Linked DNA regions of Homo sapiens: region 2 is linked to region 1. A link is an interaction called in ENCODE POLR2A ChIA-PET data of the cell type or tissue named here. Cell type or tissue: PC-9. All regions are shown on one strand. Links, peaks and the distances in the headings refer to the core of each region. The heading gives the core; the rest is flanking DNA.

What was found. Peaks named below come from ENCODE experiments on the same cell type or tissue, not always from the same donor. Only the 100,000 strongest peaks of a DNase experiment are listed, where the experiment ranks them.
Region 2: POLR2A ChIA-PET joins it to region 1 with 10 read pairs; 1 of 35 experiments calls an interaction of 5 or more read pairs at or near these places.

The regions. Positions count from the first base shown.
Region 1 is chr2:219,426,838-219,433,355 of GRCh38, forward strand. No RefSeq gene overlaps it. Among named protein-coding and RNA genes, the nearest start is that of SPEG, 4.7 kb to the right of the region's middle. RefSeq lists an enhancer at 2,313-5,402. In PC-9, for the core only: no CTCF peak of the experiment used is centred there; a DNase peak (open chromatin) is centred at 2,614.
Region 2 is chr2:221,347,962-221,354,479 of GRCh38, forward strand. No RefSeq gene overlaps it. Among named protein-coding and RNA genes, the nearest start is that of EPHA4, 220 kb to the right of the region's middle. In PC-9, for the core only: no CTCF peak of the experiment used is centred there; a DNase peak (open chromatin) is centred at 2,890.

The DNA of each region.
Region 1 (6,518 bases), core at 1,173-3,672:
CCAGCCAGACTTTCCCCAGGGCCTCGCGCCCACTTCTGTTCCCAGAGCCACCTGGCCTTGATGTCTGTATGCAGTGTATGGGGCAGGGAGGGCTGGACAGGGCTTTTGTTGGGGAACCACAAATACCTCTCGTTAGGCCCCAGTTCCAGGACTGCACCCCTTGTGCTCTCTACTACACCTTCAGGTCAGCCAGGCTGGGGGACACCACCTGCTATTCCTTTTGAAGGATGTAGCTGCTCCCCACTGACTGGCTCTGAAGTAGGGCTCCCCCAGTCCCTTCTTCAAAGATGCCAACAGCCCCTTTTTTTTCTCTCTCTCTTTTTTTCTTTTTGAGATGGAGTCTTGCTGTGTCACCCAGGCTGGAGTGCAGCAGTGTGATCACGGCTTACTGCAGCCTGGACTTCCTGAGCTCAAGCGATCCTCCCACCTCAGCCTCCCAAGTAGCTGGGACCACAGGTTCACACCACCATGCCTGGCTAGCTTTTTATTTTTTGTAGAGACAAGGTCTTTCTGTGTTGCTGAGGCTGGTCTTGAATTTCTGGGCTCAATTGCTCCTCCTGCTACCTCAGCCTCCCAAAGTGTTGGGATTACAGATGTGAGCCAATGGCCTCTTTCTATTAACTCCTTCCAATACTATTTTTATACACAGGAGCCAATTCAGGAAAAATAATGTTTGGAAAAATGGAAAGATCTGTTCTGTGCTTCGATAAGAAGGTTCAATACTCTGAAGAGAAGTCAATTCATTTTCCATTCATCTATAATTTCAATGCCATGCAATCTCAATTAAAATACCAAATAAAAATTTTAAGAGAATTGGAGAAGATGGGAGGGGAGTGTAAGACGTATGAAAAAAATTAGGAGGCTGGGCACAGTGACTCCACCTGTAATCCCAGCACTTTTGGAGGCTGAGGTGGGAGGATCTCTTGAGCCCAGGAGTTTGAGACCAGCTTGGGCAATGTAACGAGACCCTGACTCTACAAAAAATAAAAAATTAGCCTGGCATGGTGGTATGAGCCTGTAGTTCCAGCTACTTGGGAGGCTGTGGTGGGAGGATAGCTTGAGCCCAGGAGGTCGAGGCTTCAGTGAGCTGAGATTGTACCACTAACTCCAGCCTGGGTGACAGAGTGAGACTCTGTCTCAAAAAAAGAAAAAGGAAAAAAATTAGGAAATCATAGAAAGAACATCAAAATATATTAGAAGGCTATGATAATTAACAGATTTGTTAATGAAGAGGAAATATACAAATATTAATGAACAAAATAGTGTGTTTAGAACAAGACTCACATACAGGAGACATACACATGTTAAAGGAGGCATTTTGAATTTGTGGGGAAAACTTAATGATTCAGTATAGGGTTTGGAGCACTTTGATAGCTAAGAGGTGGGGTAGGGGGCAGAGTGAAGGCTGTCTCTCTTTTACTCCTTCTAAAAATATTCCAGTGGATCAAAGATGTAGGAAACGATGGATCCATGTAGGCCTCAGCCTTCAAGTTTCTCCTCTGAGATTTCAGGGATTATCCTTTAAAGGAGTCAGGAAGAGGGTAGAGATCACAAAGATAATAAGCTCAGACAGTTTGTATGTTAAATAAACCTCAGGAGGTTTTAGTCTTAAGGTCCTTAATCTGACCTTCCAAACTGACTTTTCCAGAAACTTCCAAAAGCCTCTCTGGTGTCTCTTTCTTCCCCTCCTTTAATGTGGCCCTGGCTCACAAGTCACCCCTCTCTCTAAGAAGTCCCCTTCTCTGTTTTATTCTTCAGCTTTGCCCCAGGAGGACCTGGGGTGTAGCCCCATGTCCCCTCCCTCTGCCACTGGTGACTCATGGTCATTTCATTCCCCTCAGTCCTCAAATAGGGTGAACCCTACAGGCCCCAGAACTACCCCAGTCAACCTGTAGAGAAACTCCACAATGACCCTCACAGGAAATGAAATTGAAAGTCCCATTTCCAATGTCTTTGTACTGGGATGGAGGAGGAGGGATGGGTAAGGGGCTTCTTATCCTTGAGTCTGTTGGGGGCCCTGGAGTCTGAGCCAGCTTCTCTGTGTTGGAAACACCTGGACAGGGCTGGGCTCAGGTGGATTAGAGGGGGTGTGTATATCTGTGAGTAGTTTCTGGAATCCTTCTTTCCCCTGAATGAGTTATGTGCACTTATCTGTCCCACAAAGGATAAAGGGACACATGGGTTAGGGGAGGTTTTGGAGGCAGTTCCCCTCCCACCCCCCAGCCCACCAAATGCTTAGGTATAGACTAGTCACTAAGGTGGAAGGAATGTAGGAATCTCAGGCTCTCAGAGTCAGACCTCAGAAGGCTCCCAGGCAATGATCCTTGAGGTGCAGAAACCCCCTTCTCAGCCCTGCCCCACATCCTTCATGAGCATTCCTCAAACTCTGCCTGAATGTCTCCAGAGCCCGAGAACTCACCGCTTCTTTGGTGGCCCCTTCCAGCTGGGGACAGTTCTGAAATAAAGCTCTTCCTTCTCAGCACACCTGTCTCCTGTGACTGCTACCCACTTGTCCCCAGAGAAGAAAGAAGGCCCAGAGCCACCCTCTATCCCCCAGGTGGGGAAGGATTCTTTGAGCACAGCCTGCCTGGAACTAGAAATTCTGGTTCTAATCTTTGCCTCTCTTCATAAGAGCTGAGCTGTGACCAAGGGAACCCAGAGAATGGGCAAATACAAACCAAAACAGATTTGGGTTTCCACCGGCTGCAGTGGCTCACATCTATAATCCCAGCACTTTGGGAGGCCAAGGTGGGAGGATCACTTGAGCCCAGGAGTTTGAGACCAGCCTGGGAAACTGCAAGACCCGATCTCTACAAAACAAAACAAAAACCCAACAACAGGGGCGGGGCACGGTGGCTCACACCTGTAATCCCAGCACTTTGGGAGGCTGAGGCGTGTGGATCACAAGGTCAGGAGTTCAAGACCAGCCTGGCTAACACAGTGAAACCCCTCTCTACTGAAAATACAAAAAAAAAAAAAAAAAAAAATTAGCCGGGCGTGGTGGTGGGTGCCTGTAGTCCCAGCTACTCAGGAGGCTGAGGCAGGAGAATGGCATGAACCCGGGAGGCGGAGCTTGCAGTGAGCCGAGATCGCGCCACTGCACTCCAGCCTGGGCAACAGAGGGAGACTCTGTCTCAAAAAAAAAAAAAAAAAAAACACCTCCACGGCAAAGCCTCTTCCTGCTCCTTGGGCTCTGGGGTCTTAACCTTCAAGACTCTGAACATCAAGAAGTAACAGGGCTCATAGAATGCTGATCGGCTTCCCACCGGACCCAAAGGATCAGGCCCAGACCAGCTCTGACCCCAGCAGACAGGGTGTAATGGAAGGGATCATGGAGGCAGGCACCATATGCCAGGACTGATGGATCAGCAGACATTTTCCTGCCTGTCTGTCCACTCCAGGTATATTTTCACCCCCGTCCCTTGAGGCCCCTGTCCTATTCTACTCATTCACCCCCTCCCTCCTTCCTCTCACCACAAGCTCACCCAAGGCACATCTGCAAATGCTTCAATAACCTTCGATTTAACACCTAAAACGTCAGCTACCTAAGGGTAGAATTTTAATCCATTTTATTCACTATTGTATCCCAAGTGCCCAGAAGAATGCCTGGAAGAATAGTAGGTACTCATTAAATATTTAAATACTTAATGAATGAATACCTACTGCGCACTTTTACTTACTTTTCTCTAAATTAAATATTCACCAGGAAGGGCTGATGGCCCCCACTTTATTCACTGATTCAATGAACACTTACTGAGATTTTTCCCATGTGCCAGGCATGTGGTACATCATTATGGCTTAAGAAGTGCCCAGTGGCACCTCCAGAGAGGTAGGGTGACCTGCAAAGGTCACACAGCAGTCTGTAGCAAAGGAGGACTGGGCTCCAGGCTCCCTGGCCTCTGGAGCTCAGATCTCTTTCCATGACACCAGAGGCTTGTGATCGCAAGACAGGGCAGACTGGCAGCACACACACCCAGCTAGGCGCCAGGCTGCAGGGCACTGTGGGGCCCATGCTGAGGGACAGACGAGTGACTTGCAGCCAGCTGTCCCAAGTGCCTGGCCTGGCCTGGCCAGAGCCTGACGGCTTCCAGCTGTCACAGCTAGTGTGGGCTCCTCCCAGAAGAGGGCACCAGTGACTTGCATGGACTTGTGCCCTCCCTACCCAGGCCCACAGACTCCTGCACGCAAATCAACGAATGCCCCAATTATGGATCTAGGAAGGCAGAAGGCAAGTCATGTTCCAGGCTCTGTGCCAGGCCCTTTTAAATAGTTAATCTTCATTTGAATATTTAATATAATAATTTAATGTCATTACTACAACGTAAGTCAGATCATGTAATTCTTCTGCTCAAAGCCCTAAGATGACTTCTCATTTCACCAGGAACAAAAGCGCCATGGCCTGCAAAATTCTAGGCCATCTGGCTTCTGCTGCCTGTCTGACCCATTTCCTTCCACTCTCCCCTTGCTCCCTCCATCCTCTCTGGCCTTCGTCTTGGAGCCCACCAGGCATATTCCCACCTCTGCCAGAAGCAGCCCTCCCCAGACATTTGCATCATTTGCTTTCTTACTCAAGATTGGCTCAAATGTTCCCAGTGGGGCCAACTCCAGCCACACCCTATTTGAAAGTGCAATCTCCCACCACACTCACATTTGCCTTAAGCTTTGTCCACAGTGCTTACCTCCTTGTAACAATCTTTACAGGTTCTTTCTTTTCCTTCCTTCCTTCCTTCCTTCCTTCCTTCCTTCCTTCCTTCCTTCCTTCCTTCCTTCCTTTCTCTTTCTTATCTTTCTTTCTTATTGAGATGGAGTCTCACTCTGTTGCCCAGGTTGGAGTGCAGTGGTGCCATCTCGGCTCACTGCAACCTCTGCCACCCGGGTTCAAGCAATTCTCCTGCTTTAGCCTCCCAAGTAGCTGAGATTACAGGTGTGTGCCACCAGGCCTGGCTAATTTTTGTATTTTTAGTAGAGATGAGGTTTCACCATGTTGGCCAGGCTGGTCTTGAACTTCTGACCTCAGGTGATCCTCCTGCCTCAGCCTCCCAAAGTGCTGGGATTACAGGCGTGAGCCACCGTGCGCAGCCTATTTCTTTGTATTTGTTGTTCATCTCTCTTCTCAAGTAAAAGCAGCATGGGAGCAGAAATCTTTGTCTGTTCACTGCTATATCCCTAGTCCCTAGCACAGTGCCAGTACATAGTAGAAACTCAAAAATATTTGTGGATGAATAAATAAAAAAATTATGGATGAATAAATAATTAAAACCCTGAGTTGTGCTACCTCCATTCTATAGATGAGGAAACCGAGGCTTAGAGATGCTAGGTAACTTGCTTGAGATCGCATCGTTCATTTATTCAACCAACTTACTAACCAGCCAACATTTACAGTCTACCCACTGCATTCCACACACATTTAGAGGCACAGTGTTGGGTGGCTTTGGGTTATTTGTTTTTCGAAATACTCTCTATTCCTTTTTTCTTGATGTACCATCTGTTTGCAATGACTTCCCCCATATTGTCACCTTCTAGAATTCAATTTACACTTTAGAATTCGATTCATCATCAGTGGTTGCCAGAGGTTGGTGGAGGGGGTCTATGGTAGAGTCTATGACTCCGAAGGGGGTACATGAGCTAGTATTTGGGGTGATGGAATTGTTTGCTCTGTATGGTCCTGGAGTGGCAGATACATGATTCTATGCATTTGTCAAAACCCAGAGAACTGCACCTCATAAAAAAATAAACTTTAGGCCAGGCACGGTGGCTCACACCTGTAATCCCAGTGCTTTAGGAGGCTGAGGCAGGCAGATCACCTGAGGTCGGGAGTTCGAGACCAGCCCGACCAAAATGGAGAAACCCCGTCTCTACTAAAAATACAAAATTAGCTGGGTGTGGTGGTGCATGCCTGTAATCCCAGCTACTCGGGAGGCTGAGGCAGGAGAATTGCTCGAACCCGGGAGGAGGAGGTTGTGGTGAGCCGAGATCACACCATTGCACTCCGGCCTGGGCAACAAGAGTGAAACTCCGTCTCAAAAAAAAAAAAAACTTTAATGTATGCAAACTGTAAAAAAAATTATTCCTCAAGGTTCTTAACCTCTATGGATGTAATTCAGTGTTTAAATGGTTCCTCCTATACCTTTTACACACTGTCTCTCGCGCTCTCTCTCTTTCTCTTTGACTTCAGTATCCCAGAATGAGGATGGGGAAGAGGAGGCAAGGGTAAGAGTAACATTCTCTGCCTCTGAATACTCATGGCTCCTCTCAGCCCTTCCTGGGTTTCATCCCTCAGGGCTCAAGGTCAGGCCTGGGTCTCCTACTTGGACTTCTTAAAAAATTTTTTACTTTATGATAACTGTAGATTCACAGGCAATTATAAGAAATAATGCAGAGAGATCCTGAATTACCTTCACTTGGTTTCCTCCTAGGGTAACATCTTGTATGACTATAGTACAGCATCACAACCAGGAAAGGGGCATTGGTATAATCCACCTACCTTCTGCAAGTTTTACCAGTGTTACATGTACTGT
Region 2 (6,518 bases), core at 1,895-4,394, 1.9 Mb after region 1:
AGGTGGAGGAGCAGATCAGTTTGTGTAAGGAACTCAGAGTCGTTGGGGGAGGATCGTTCAAGACCCACATTCCTACTCACAGTGATATGAAGTCAAAGTGACTTGTTAGCCTGGAACAAGGTAGCACTCAAGGTTCAGTGCCCGGGAAGGGTAAGGATGTCAGGTTGGTATGGTGGTAGGCTTTAGGGCACAATTACTGGGCAATGAAGTATGATCTAAGGAGCAAAAATCAGGGTCACCACTGTGTCCTGAGAAAGGACACAAGAAGCAGGTCCTGGAAGCAGCAGCCAAGCCTTGTCTTTGAATGTACATGATCAGCCTTCAAAAGAAACACTCTGGGCTCCAAGAGGCAACAATAGTAATAGACTGATTAGATTCTCATGCTCTCTGCTTCTCCTCCCATCCTTCCCCCTCTTTCTCTTCCTCCTCCCCCAGCTTCTACTACCTTTGGCACTTTGAAAAGTACCAAATATCTTTGGACTAAAGTTCCCAGTGTTCTTGAACTATTTTGTGGTGGTAGACCCCATAAAGAAAGTACTAAATTTTATATGAGTACTACAGTAGTACAAGTGAGCAAAGAAGCAAATAATTTTAGCTGGGCGCAGTGGCTCACACCTGTAATCCCAGCGCTTTGGGAGGCCAAGGCGGGCGGATCAAGAGGTCAAGAGATTGAGACCATGCTGGCCAACCTGGTGAAACCCCATCTCTACTAAAAATACAGAAATTAGCTGGGCGTGGTGGCATGCTCCTGTAATCCCAGCTACTTGGGAGGCTGAGGCAGGAGAATTGCTTGAACCTGGGATGCAGAGGTTGCAGTGAGCTGAGACTGCACCACTGCATTCCAGCCTGGTGACAGAGTGAGACTCCGTCTAAAAAAAAAAAAAAAGAAGCAGCAGCAAATAATTTTAAAACATACAGAGGTGATTATATTTATACCTTGAGTCAGAAGAGATCACACTATTTATAATAGTGAAAGAGTTGTATACGTAGAAGACTTTTGAAAATAGCAACATTCTATATTAAAAATGAGAAGGTTTTTTTTTCTTCTTTCAGTTTTTGCCTGTGACATTTACCCCAGACCCAGTATACTCCAAAATTGTCCCAGGTTGTCTGAAGGGCTCCCAGAAATGAACCTAGATCTAGAATAAAAATAAACCTTCTGGGACACACTTAGATTATTTCTTTTTGAGATAGGGTCTTACTCTGTTGCCCAGGCTGGTTCCCAGTGGCACAATCAAGGCTCACTACAACCTAGACCTCCTAGGTTCAAATGATCCTTGTATCTCAGCCCTCCGAGTGGCTGAGACTACAGGTGCTCACCACCATGCCCAGCTAGTTACTGTATTTTCAGTAGAGAGGGGGTTTCGCCAGGTTGACCAGACTGGTCTCAAATTCCTGAACTCAAGTGATCTTCCTGACTCAGCATCCCAAAGTGCTGGGATTACAGGCGTGAGCCATTGCTCCTGGCTGAACTCTCCTTAACTCTGAAATAAAATATTATGAAGCAATGTTTGAGATAACTTTAGACTAAGTAAGGAATACTGTAAGTCAGTCAGCTCTGAGTTTGCATAACAAAAGCTATATCAAGACCTTTGTAACAATTTCCCAGTTCCTATGTAAAAAATAGTAGACAACCACCAGACACCAGTGGCCCCAGGGTCCTGCACCTCACCTCAGATGTGAAGTGGCTGCAACTCCTATGTGGCCAGGAAAGGGATTACACTTTGAGATCTGGACATTTCTGTTCTTAGCCAAGTTATTGGTCTTCAACCAGTTCCTCAGCTCCCTCCTCAAACTGAACCCACTATCCTTAGCCAAGTTTCCCTGGCCACATTACACACATGACCTATTCCTTAGGCATCCATTACCTACCCAGCACAGCACCATTTCTCTTCCACATGACAACATAACTTGAGTCTCCTTTTCATTTTGTGCTTTTATTGTTTTCTTTTCCTCACAACACAACATGATAATCCAACAATTCTTCTCTCCCATTTTCCATACCCATGATCATCAGTCATGCCTGTTTCCAAATTCCAATTTCTAAAACCAATTTTCTTTACCCTGCAAGGTGATCTAAAATTGCTACCCTGGTCTTCTCACTGTAGTCCACAGTAGTGCCTAGCATATATCATGTATTCCATATAGAGTCACTCAGAAGAAAGACAATTATTTCGCATTAACTATTTTTCTTAATGAAACTAGTATGTATTTATTTTCTGCCATTTAAGAATATTCAGGCTTGCTGTGATACTAGACATCTTCTTTAAGAACATTTACTGCCTTCATTTTTCTCTCTTTTTAGTTGTACCTGATATTTCTATTATTCTCAATAATATTGAGTGCTGTATATTATTTACTTGATTCAGTTATATGCCATCTGGTTTCTTGTTCTACCAAAGAATTTAAGATGACTTACATGAATACTCAATATACAGCATTATGAAACAAATTTAAAATAAGTAGGGAAAAGTTTTTTTTTTTTTAAGTACAGATATAAAATAGATTTTTGGAATAAAGATAATATGAAGCTTTACACCATAAAAACTCATACAACTGTTCTGGGTGAATCACTAATTTGGCTCTCAAGTTCCTAGCTATCAGCTCCTAAAGAAAAGCCCAATCAGTTTAACAATTTATAATGTTTGTAAGAGAAATACAAAGGAGTCACTCAGAAGAAGCACAATTATTTGGGATGTTAAGACCAGACAGGAATCTCTCCCATGGGGGCCATTGAGAAGAGTCCAGTGAACCACAAGCCCATAGCAGGCTAACAGGGAGCACACAGAAGTTTCATTGGACATTTGAAGAAGGCTCCCTACTAAAAGCCTGTGGCACCTTTCCCAAGGACAATGGAGTGTAAACATCTTGACATGCCTTTGGCATGAATGATATTGTGCAGAAACACAGATCTGTGGTGACCTGACTTAATCTAGAAGTAAATATAGAGATCTAAAAGAACAGATGCAGTGAATAACTTCCAAGACATTTTCCCTGGAGACGGGTTTTCTCAGCTAAGTTTTGATGGGTGGGTGCCAGTCACAACCAATGAGAAACCAGACACTTGTCAGCCACTATATACATGATCTGAGATACTCACATCAACCCCAAAGTTGGGAATTATTATTCATATTATGTTGATGAGGGAGCTGGGACTCTGAGAAGTGAAATAACTGGCCCCAGGCTACTATAGCTAGAAAGTAAGGTGATGGGGATTTGAAGCCCAAGGCTTGGTTCCAAATTCATCTAATTTTTTTAATTACAAAAATTCTCACACATTCAGAAAGCTATAAAGATCAATGTAACAAACAAATGAATACTCACCACCCATGCTAACAGATGTTAGCATTTTCCTCTAATTGGTATACCAATATACCAATTTCCTCCTCTTGGTGCTTCTTTGGTGTCTAAGAAATGGAAACAGGCTAATAAGGATGGGAAGATTGCTTTTTTTCCAACCACACCAGCAGAGAAATTTCCTGGCTGCTGTCTTTTATAAATCTCTAACTGCCTTTGCCCAAAAATGGATTTGGTTGCATTATTTAAAACACATTGTGCTTTTTTTGTTGTTTTTTTCTTGGCTTACAGGCAGGCACAACTGGGGACTAAAACCTAAATGCTGCCCTGGAGAAGAAAAGATTCAGCTGTTGGCTCATCAGCCAACTTCTGACAAGAGTGGGTGCCAGTGTCCCCATCTCTATCTCTAAAGATCCCTTGAAATTCAAAACACAATGTGTGACTGGTCGATATTTTTTTCTTCAACTTGGCTGAACATGAATAAGACACATTGAGAGAATATTTATTTCAAAGGTACCACATTTTATGCAAGTAAATCTTTTCATATAAGTTCCATTGGGAAAATTTTTAATTTAAACAGTTAAAATGGGTTCAAGATCTCATACTCATGGGTATGTGTTGATTTAAAATATAATTTTCATCTTCTTCCACATCCATTCAGTATAAATTCTGGAAAGCCACAAAATGTAAGTTTCCTAAACCAAAGATGGCCTAAATTTCAGAATAATAATTTAAAAATTTACTGTGATGAGGGGCTCATGATCTAGAGAAGAACAGTGGCAGACACTGAACAAATAAAAATATTATATATATATATATGCATATATATACATACACAATATGTATGTGTGTAAATATAGATATTCATTCTCTTCAAATAATTGGTATAAAACTGGGCAAGGCTGCCTAGTTATGTGTTATTACATTTAAGTTAAAAAATGGTATATCTTTACTCTTATAACTTTCATTTGGACTATTATGTCTGAATCACCACATTTAAAAATTGTGATGGATATAATGACCATTTGAGTTAGCAGTCCTGAGTTCTAAGTTTTACGCTATTGGTATCCAGATACTACCAAGAAATATCAACAACCCCAAAGAAGTCAATTTACTTGTCAATATTTTATTCATCCATCTAAATAAATATTTGAAGTCCTTTGCTCTCTTCAGCCAAACTTTAAAGATTCGCACCCAGTTCAAATTTTTAAAATACTTCTTAAAGCTCTCCCACATTTTGCTTCTCTGACATTAAATAATTTTTGGACCCCTTTTTTATTCCCTGACAGCCAGTAAATGCTTATACTTTACACGTAGGAATGATATACAGTGGCAGTCAGACATAGACTGCCTGAGTTTAGTGAAGCAGAGACATAAAACAAATACATGGATCTTTTGAACCAAAAATTCACATTTTTTTGTGATTGTGTGTTTCCTGAAAGTGTCAATTTAGAATCATAAATATTGGCAATTAGATGATCATTAGTGATCTTACTGATCGATTTTCCTTCATTTTTAGAAATTTACACTAAAGCCGGAAAGTTGAAGTGCTTTGTCCGAAATCATAAGACATGTCCATGGGGATCAGCACTCAAAACAAATCCCTCGAATCTTCTCATCACTCCACGAAGCCTGTATTGGGTATCTAAATTTCTCAGGCAATATTTCTTTCCGTCTTTTTAAAAATTTTTCTATGTTGCCCTGTGTGTGGAGACAAAGCTTTGGCTCTGATGTAACCCAAATTGCAATGATTTTTTGGTAGCTGTTCAAAACAAATAAATATTCTTTACTAGTCAGGTTTATTCTTCTAGTTCTCACAGAAGCAGCCATTGCCCTCTTCTCTTTCTTTGACCCAATAAAAAGATAGTCAAACCAGGCCAAATATTTTTAATACCATCCCCCTAAAAAATAGTACACACATACACACACACACGTGTGTGTGCACGCACAGAGGGGCAACAAAATCAAGTGTTGGAAAGCCATACAATAAAAGAGAGAAAAGGGAGCTTTCTGACAAGCCCAGTAAAAGTCATTTCATCACCAATTTCACACTCCTGAACTCTGGTTGATCTTGGTCTAACATCCTCCTGTTACCATTTCTTGGTGTCCCCGCTCCAACTGGACATTGGATACCGAGCATGAAAATGTCCATTAAGGACACCATGCCCGTAATCAAATACTAAGACAATATTATCTCAGAGTGTACAGAGGGTATCATTTTCTTGCTCTTCTTAAGTATTCATAGCTAAATGATTTATGGGCACACAAATGGATATAATGTCCCATAATATATAACAGGACTAATATTTAATGTGTTTCTTTTTTACTTTGTTTGAATAAAATCCCCCAAAATACTTTTAGCAAATGATCATTAATTATGTGCATTGTCAAATGCTCTTGGGTTCTAATAAGCAGGACTCAGAATTTACAGTCCCCAGCTTTCTGCTGGTGACCATAAATTCAAAGCGGGTGACGGCACTCAATGAAATACCCCCATCACCGGAACAGAAGCCTCAAATGGTTCACTTTTGGACATATCATGAATTTTTTTCCAATTTCTATAGCATGAGTTGAAAATATCCCTTTGAATGTTAGTCTGAGGAACCTCTCAGATTATCTGAAGCTGTTTTTTTTTTTTTTTAATAGAACTCTATGACCCACAAGAGCCAAATCTGGCCTTCAGCCTGTGGGTTTTCTCAATTGCTTCTTTTGGATAGATGGACTACCTGGGACAGAGGTAAAAACCACAGTCGCTTCTTGAGGACTATTTGTCACCAAATATATTTTCCAAAAAATAAAAAAAAAAATTTTTAAGGAAAAATGTTTAAATAGAGTTGCAACTTCATAGTTAATTTACTTAATCTTCAATGTCTTTGCAAATCCATTATGCACTTGGGATGTCAGAGGGATCTACAAATTACCAAGCTGTTTGAAGTTTGCTGCTTTCTGAAGTGGCTTTGGTCATTTATTTTCAGAGAAATGTTATTTCTTCAACTTACAAGGTATGTAATAGCAAGGTCTTTTGAGACAGCCGTCTGAATAGAAAATGATTATCCACGTTTCTAGAGAAATGTGACTTGTTTTTTATATGAAGTTCTCTACAGAGCATTTAGCATTTTAAGAATATAAAAAGACCAAACTTCAATTTTCAAAGTCTGTAAGAAGTGTCTATGTAAAAGAGAGAAATGCAGAGAAAATAAAGGAAAGATGTGCTGCTTTGA